Linked DNA regions of Homo sapiens: region 2 is linked to region 1. Evidence: chromatin loops called from intact Hi-C (ENCODE). Cell type or tissue: HepG2. All regions are shown on one strand. Each heading gives the region's core, and the rest is flanking DNA. Links, peaks and the distances in the headings are about the cores only.

Region 1 (2,926 bases), core at 142-2,641:
AATGGTCAGTTTCAGGTTTCCATCAGAGTATAGAATTTTCACCTTTTCTGTGTTAAGTGTTTATTTTAGGGGCTGCTAACCAAATGCTATTTTTAAACCAGAAGTTCTGAAGTGGATACTGAAGAAGGAGATTTCCTTTGTCCTCATTACATTATTATTGGTGACAGGTGGACATGGCAATACATTGGCCAGAGCCACCAGATACTCACATTCCTTCTCTGCGAGTGTCATGGAGAATGATAAAAACCGAGACAACTGAAATGCTCTAGCAACACGTTGTGGAGCTGACAAGGAATGAGAGGTAACATCGCTCACAAATCTAGACCAGCATCGCCTGTCTTAGAAGTGTCCTGGGAACAGTTTCTCATCACTGGTCCAGGATAATTCAACTGCTTTTTAGGAGAAAATTTAAGAGAGAACCAGGGTTGTTGTTTTTTTAATCTTTGACAGGAGTTAAGAATAGAAGTTCAACCCAGTATAATAGAATAAAAAATTAATTTAGGAAGCAAGACCAAATACTTAGAAATGTGATTAAGTGATAAGTATCAACTGACTTGAACTGTTCAATTTTGTAATTGTTATGGTAATCTACTATTTCCTTTAGAAAAGATTCTAGGATTCTTCCATTCTGTGTATATATAAAAGTAATCAGGTCAGTTTGAGAAGCATAGTTGCTATAGTTTACAGTTTATCTTTTAGTAATTTCATACAACATCTAAATACTGTACTAACAATAATATGACTCTGGCTGTTTCATTAAGATATTTTTAAGTAGAAAAATGGCCTACCAGCCTCAAATATTTGGGGAAGGGAGCTATTGTCTGTGAAAATTGAAACAAGGCAAATACACACATGCGCACACACGCACTCATATGCACACAACCTTCTCAGAGAAACTTCCATCTCCACATTCAAGTAAGAGTTTGATCCCCTGGACCCTGCCACCTAAGCTGATTTGAACCTGGCTTCATTTCCTCATTTAACTTTGATTTCTAGTATCAGCAAAGCTAAGCATAAGCTGTAATTAAAAGAATAATGCAGGAACAGAGGAGACAAAATAGAAATTGAAAATTAATTAAGATTAAGTAAAATTAGTTTCACTTAATAGGCACACACTAGCCTGTGATGGTAAGCTTATTAGTTCTACTGATGTGAATTCATAAGAGCTTAAAAGGTCTATATTAAGATTCTGTCTTTGAAAACGCTTCTCATTATCAACCCAACTACTTGATGAAACATCCTAGAGGAAAGTCATGTTCTTATTGACTTAAGAGTCTTTTAACACCATGATCATCTCCCAATGTGTATAAATGGAGTGGTCCCAGGGAAAGGTGAACTATGCACAAAAATGTCACAGTAAATATTGCCTCATCTCCCCATCCCCAAGGACATATCTGCCCATGAGAATTTCTAAGTGGTTAAAGTATAAGGTCTTTGTGAAAGTTTTCAACTTTAATGACTCAGGTTTTAGATATGATAGGAACAGGCTGTAATCTTTCTCATAATGAACGATCAATTTTCTTCTCAATGATGAAATAGATGCCTATTCTGTCAGACATTCAAGTAGAGTTTACACTTTCATCTAAAATAAGCATTTTTGTTCTTCACAAGAGCTGAGATTTTTAAAAAATCCATGTGTGCTACCGTGTAATGTAACCATCCTACAGTCTAATAAATTGGCGTTTAAGTGCTCAGTATTTTTTTTAATGTGTGAAAGTTCTATAAAGACCACATTCATCAATACACATAAAAGCCAGGATATTTTCTGGAAAAAAAGAACAAACAAAAATTTTAAAAAACAAAAAAGCATCACCATTTATTTGTAAATCTGTTTCTCAAAAGAGAGAAGCAGGTCTGTTAGCATATGTTTTAACTGTAAGTTGCTTTTTGCAGTGATTTGAACAATGAATCACTTTTTTTCATGTCTAATCGGTAGCAGGTATCTAAAAAGCAATGTGATGAAGAGATACTGTGTTGTGAGTGTCCATTTTATCTTGAAACACATTAGAAATTAACATTAGACATGAGTTTCTCAACAGCATGAGCTAGATAATTCTCTGTAATGGGGGACTGTCCTGTACATCCCTCACCACTACCCAGTAGATAACAGTAGTATCCTGCTGGCTCACCACCAATTGTGATGACCAAAAGTGTGTCTAGACATTTCCAAATGTCCCTTGTGGGAAGCAGGGAGACAGGGGATTACTCCTGGTTGAGAACCACCATCCCAGGGCCCTTGCCAAATTGTGCTTGCTCTGGAAATAAGCAGAGCTCTTTCTTCTTGGTTGAAGAGAATTAACGTATTTGGGTGTCCCTTGCTCAAATGTGTGGTTGGTGCTCACTGCATTTGTGTACTTGCACTTTATCAATTTCAGCCAGTGTGTGACTCTTCGTGATTGGAAGTACAGCCTTTGCTGGTGTTGCAGTGAAGGGCACTTACTGCAGCCAATAACCTCTGTTCAACTGCAGACACAAGTCTCTCAGGGAAAAAAAATAGGTTTAACATCAAGGGAACCAACATTATTCCTCCTAATAGACATTCTTCCCTTGGCTTCTCTCTTTGTTTTCCTTCCCTGTCAACAATTCTTAATGGGAAATCCATATTTTTTCTGTTGGCTATTTCTAGAAGAAAGCTTCAGGTCTACTACTTCCAACTTCACTCCTCTTCCCAGTACTTTTATCCCTTTCCAGTTCAAGCCATGAATTTCACTATAGTGCCCTCTCACGCTGCACACCAGTCTCCCTTCTTAAGACAAATGGGTTCCTGCAAGTCACACATGACAAACTGTATGCCCTGTTCCAACCTGCCTCCCTAAAGCAGCTCTGTAATAGAAGGCACAATAAAAGCAAGTCATTTAAAGAGTATCAATAGGTGACCATGGAGTAAGAAAACTCGATTATTATACATTGGGTGGGTTGCACTTTA
Region 2 (2,926 bases), core at 304-2,803, 76 kb before region 1:
TGACTGTTATTTTATTTTACCTTTTGAGAATAATGACTTTGATTTGAAATGAGAAAATAAATAATAATATTTCTAAGCTTTGCCGTAACACAGTTTCAAAACAAAAATTAAACCGTCCTGCTCAGGTACCTATTAAATTTTTCAGGTCTTAGAAGAAAGAAGCACAGTAATTATAATTGCAGACTCTACGAAAGACTTAAAAGTCAAACAAACCAAAAAGAATCATAACTTTTTAAAGAGGTTCTCAAGGGTTTTCCAGAATAAAAAAAAGTGATTATGAGTGAGTTTGTGTTTGGATTTGATTTTCATCCTGCAGGAGTGAACATTAAACCAAAAATACATATATCTTGGAGGAAAAGCTGCAGCTTCTTTCCCCAACTGTCTGAATGCTCTAATGTCAGATTTTTCAAATTCTTCTCTACCTTGGAGGAATCAGATATTTCCAGGAGCACCAGGATGGATGCTTTTCTTTTCAGCAAGACTTCAATTGTCTACCTGTTTATATAGGAGAAGCTCTGTAATTTAATCTCCACCACAGAAGACAATCATTATGATTAAATGAGGCGCTGGTTTAACAAGGTACACCTAATAGGCACTTCTGCTCATCAGATCTTGCACAAACAACATTCTTTCATTGTGCAACATGTAAAATAACTTCTTCGTCCTGTTGTAGCCTCTGACACTAGGCACAGCATGCTACCTCTCGACTGACTTTTCACTGGAAAGCAGAAAAGACATCACTCTGTCCTAGAGACCGTGGCCTCTGTTCATGTAGCCTGTATGAAAGCAGGAAAGGGAGACATTTTTTCCACTGTTTGCACTCACTGCGGGATTTGGGGTATACCACACAACAGAGGACATGTCTCTCTAAGCACAGGATGAAAAGAATGTGCCTCAGAGAACACAGCTTTTTTGCAAACTCAATTGGTTTACCCAGTTTATATATTATAAATTTTGTCTCCATTATCCTCTTATTCAAACAGATGCATGTGCACACACACACACACACGCACACACACACAAATTGGAAGAAAGTCAGCCAAAACCAAAAAGACCCTGTAGAGAAGCAAAAGCAAATGAAAGGAAGACAAAGCTTTAAAAAGAGGAGAAACAAATGTTAAAAGGGATCACAACCCAGGTTAAGAATCCTAGAAAAGGGAAAGCAAAATATTTGAGCACCGTAAAAAGGAAAATATTTCAAAGGAGTGAAAAAACACCCAGCAGAACTGCAGTTCATGAGTGAATTTATGAACTATCACTTCCTTTCAAGCCCATAGGAGGAACACATGGATCAGCTTCTATCTCTCTCTAGTATCTTGGCTGTTTCCATGTTTTTCTCACCATATCTCACATTTTTCTTCATTTGGTAGTTTTTTTGTTTTTTTTTTTTTTCAAACCTCCCTCCTTCTCAGGAGGTGAATAGAAGGTGGCCCCTCTATAAATGACTATTATCCCTTCGGGGTGAGGAATGTGGAAGAACCATGTCAGGAATTCCAAGCAGCCCAACAGCATTAAGCTGAGGCAGAGTTGTTTGCAGAGGGAAAGCGAGAGAGCCTGGACACACGAATAATGGAGCTGATGTCCTCAGAAATCATTGCAGCTTATGTTTCCCATTTAGGTTAAAAAAAAAAAAACTGATAGAGTCACAAACAGGCACTATGAACTTCTAGCATTTCGCTTAGATACAGAACTTATTACTATGTGTTCCTTCCTTCCATTTCAGACTTTGGGGCAAGAGAAGCAGTCACCTCCCAGAATTTTTCAAATCCTGCCTTGTGCAGCAAATATCACAGCTGCACCCCTCCCGTATTATGCATTCATGAGGTAACTCACAGAGGAATGCATTCTTCCCCAAGAGCTGCTTTGCTGGAGTTTCTAGAGTAGAAAAGAATTAAGTGTAGATATGGCAGAGATCCCCAAATTTTATATTAGAAAAGAGAAACCAGAAACCAGACTTAACTGCTTTTATATGTGTGTGTGTGTGTGTGTGTGTGTGTGTGTGTGTGTGAGAGAGAGAGAGAGAGATGGAGATAAATAAAAACATAAACAGGTATAGATAGGTAGATTAGATAGATAGATATATCTAGAAGAAGATCAACAATGTATATGTCAGAGGCATGTGAACCAGAGCAACTCCATCTTGAATAGGGGCTGGGTAAAATGAGGCTGAGACCTATTGGGCTTCATTCCCAGATGGTTAAGGCATTCTAAGTCACAGGATGAGATAGGAGGTCAGCACAGGGTACAAGTCATAAAGACCTTGCTGATAAAACAGGTTGCAGTAAAGAAGCCAGCTAAAACCCACCAAAACCAAGATAGCCACAAGAGTGACCTCTGGTCGTCCTCACTGCTACAATCCCATTAGAGCCATGACAGTTTACAAATGCCATGGCAACGTCAGGACATTACCCTATTGGTCTAAAAAGGGGAGGCATGAATAATCCACCCCTTGTTTAGCATATCATCAAAAAATAACCGTAAAAGTGGGCAGCCAGCAGCCCCCAGGGTTGCTCTGTCTATGGAGTAACCATTCTTTTATTCTTTTACTCTCTTAGTAAACTTGTTTTTGCTTTGCACTGTGGACTTGCCCTGAATTCTTTCTTATGTGAGATCCAAGAACTTTCTCTTGGGGTCCGGATCAGGACCCCTTTCCTGTAACACCTATATGCGTATATATATATATATATATATATATATATATATATATACACACACACACACACACACACACATACATACATACGTGTGTGTGTGTGTATGTATATATATATATAATATATATAAAATATTTCAAAGGAGTGAAAAAACACCCAGCAGAACTGCAGTTCATGAGTGAATTTATGAACTATCATTTCCTTTATCATTTTCTATAACATATATATGTGTAAACATATACACACACATATATATATGTGTGTGTGTATAT

The links. Hi-C counts contacts between places; a loop is a spot of excess contacts. Peaks named below come from ENCODE experiments on the same cell type or tissue, not always from the same donor. Only the 100,000 strongest peaks of a DNase experiment are listed, where the experiment ranks them.
Region 2: a loop joins it to region 1, with 2.3 times the contacts of the local background. A loop is called at or near these places in 1 of 110 quality-filtered maps.

The regions. Positions count from the first base shown.
Region 1 is chr2:226,558,403-226,561,328 of GRCh38, forward strand. No RefSeq gene overlaps it. Among named protein-coding and RNA genes, the nearest start is that of MIR5702, 99 kb to the right of the region's middle. In HepG2, for the core only: no CTCF peak of the experiment used is centred there; a DNase peak (open chromatin) is centred at 1,359.
Region 2 is chr2:226,482,653-226,485,578 of GRCh38, forward strand. No RefSeq gene overlaps it. Among named protein-coding and RNA genes, the nearest start is that of MIR5702, 170 kb to the right of the region's middle. RefSeq lists an enhancer at 1,278-1,779. In HepG2, for the core only: no CTCF peak of the experiment used is centred there; a DNase peak (open chromatin) is centred at 1,519.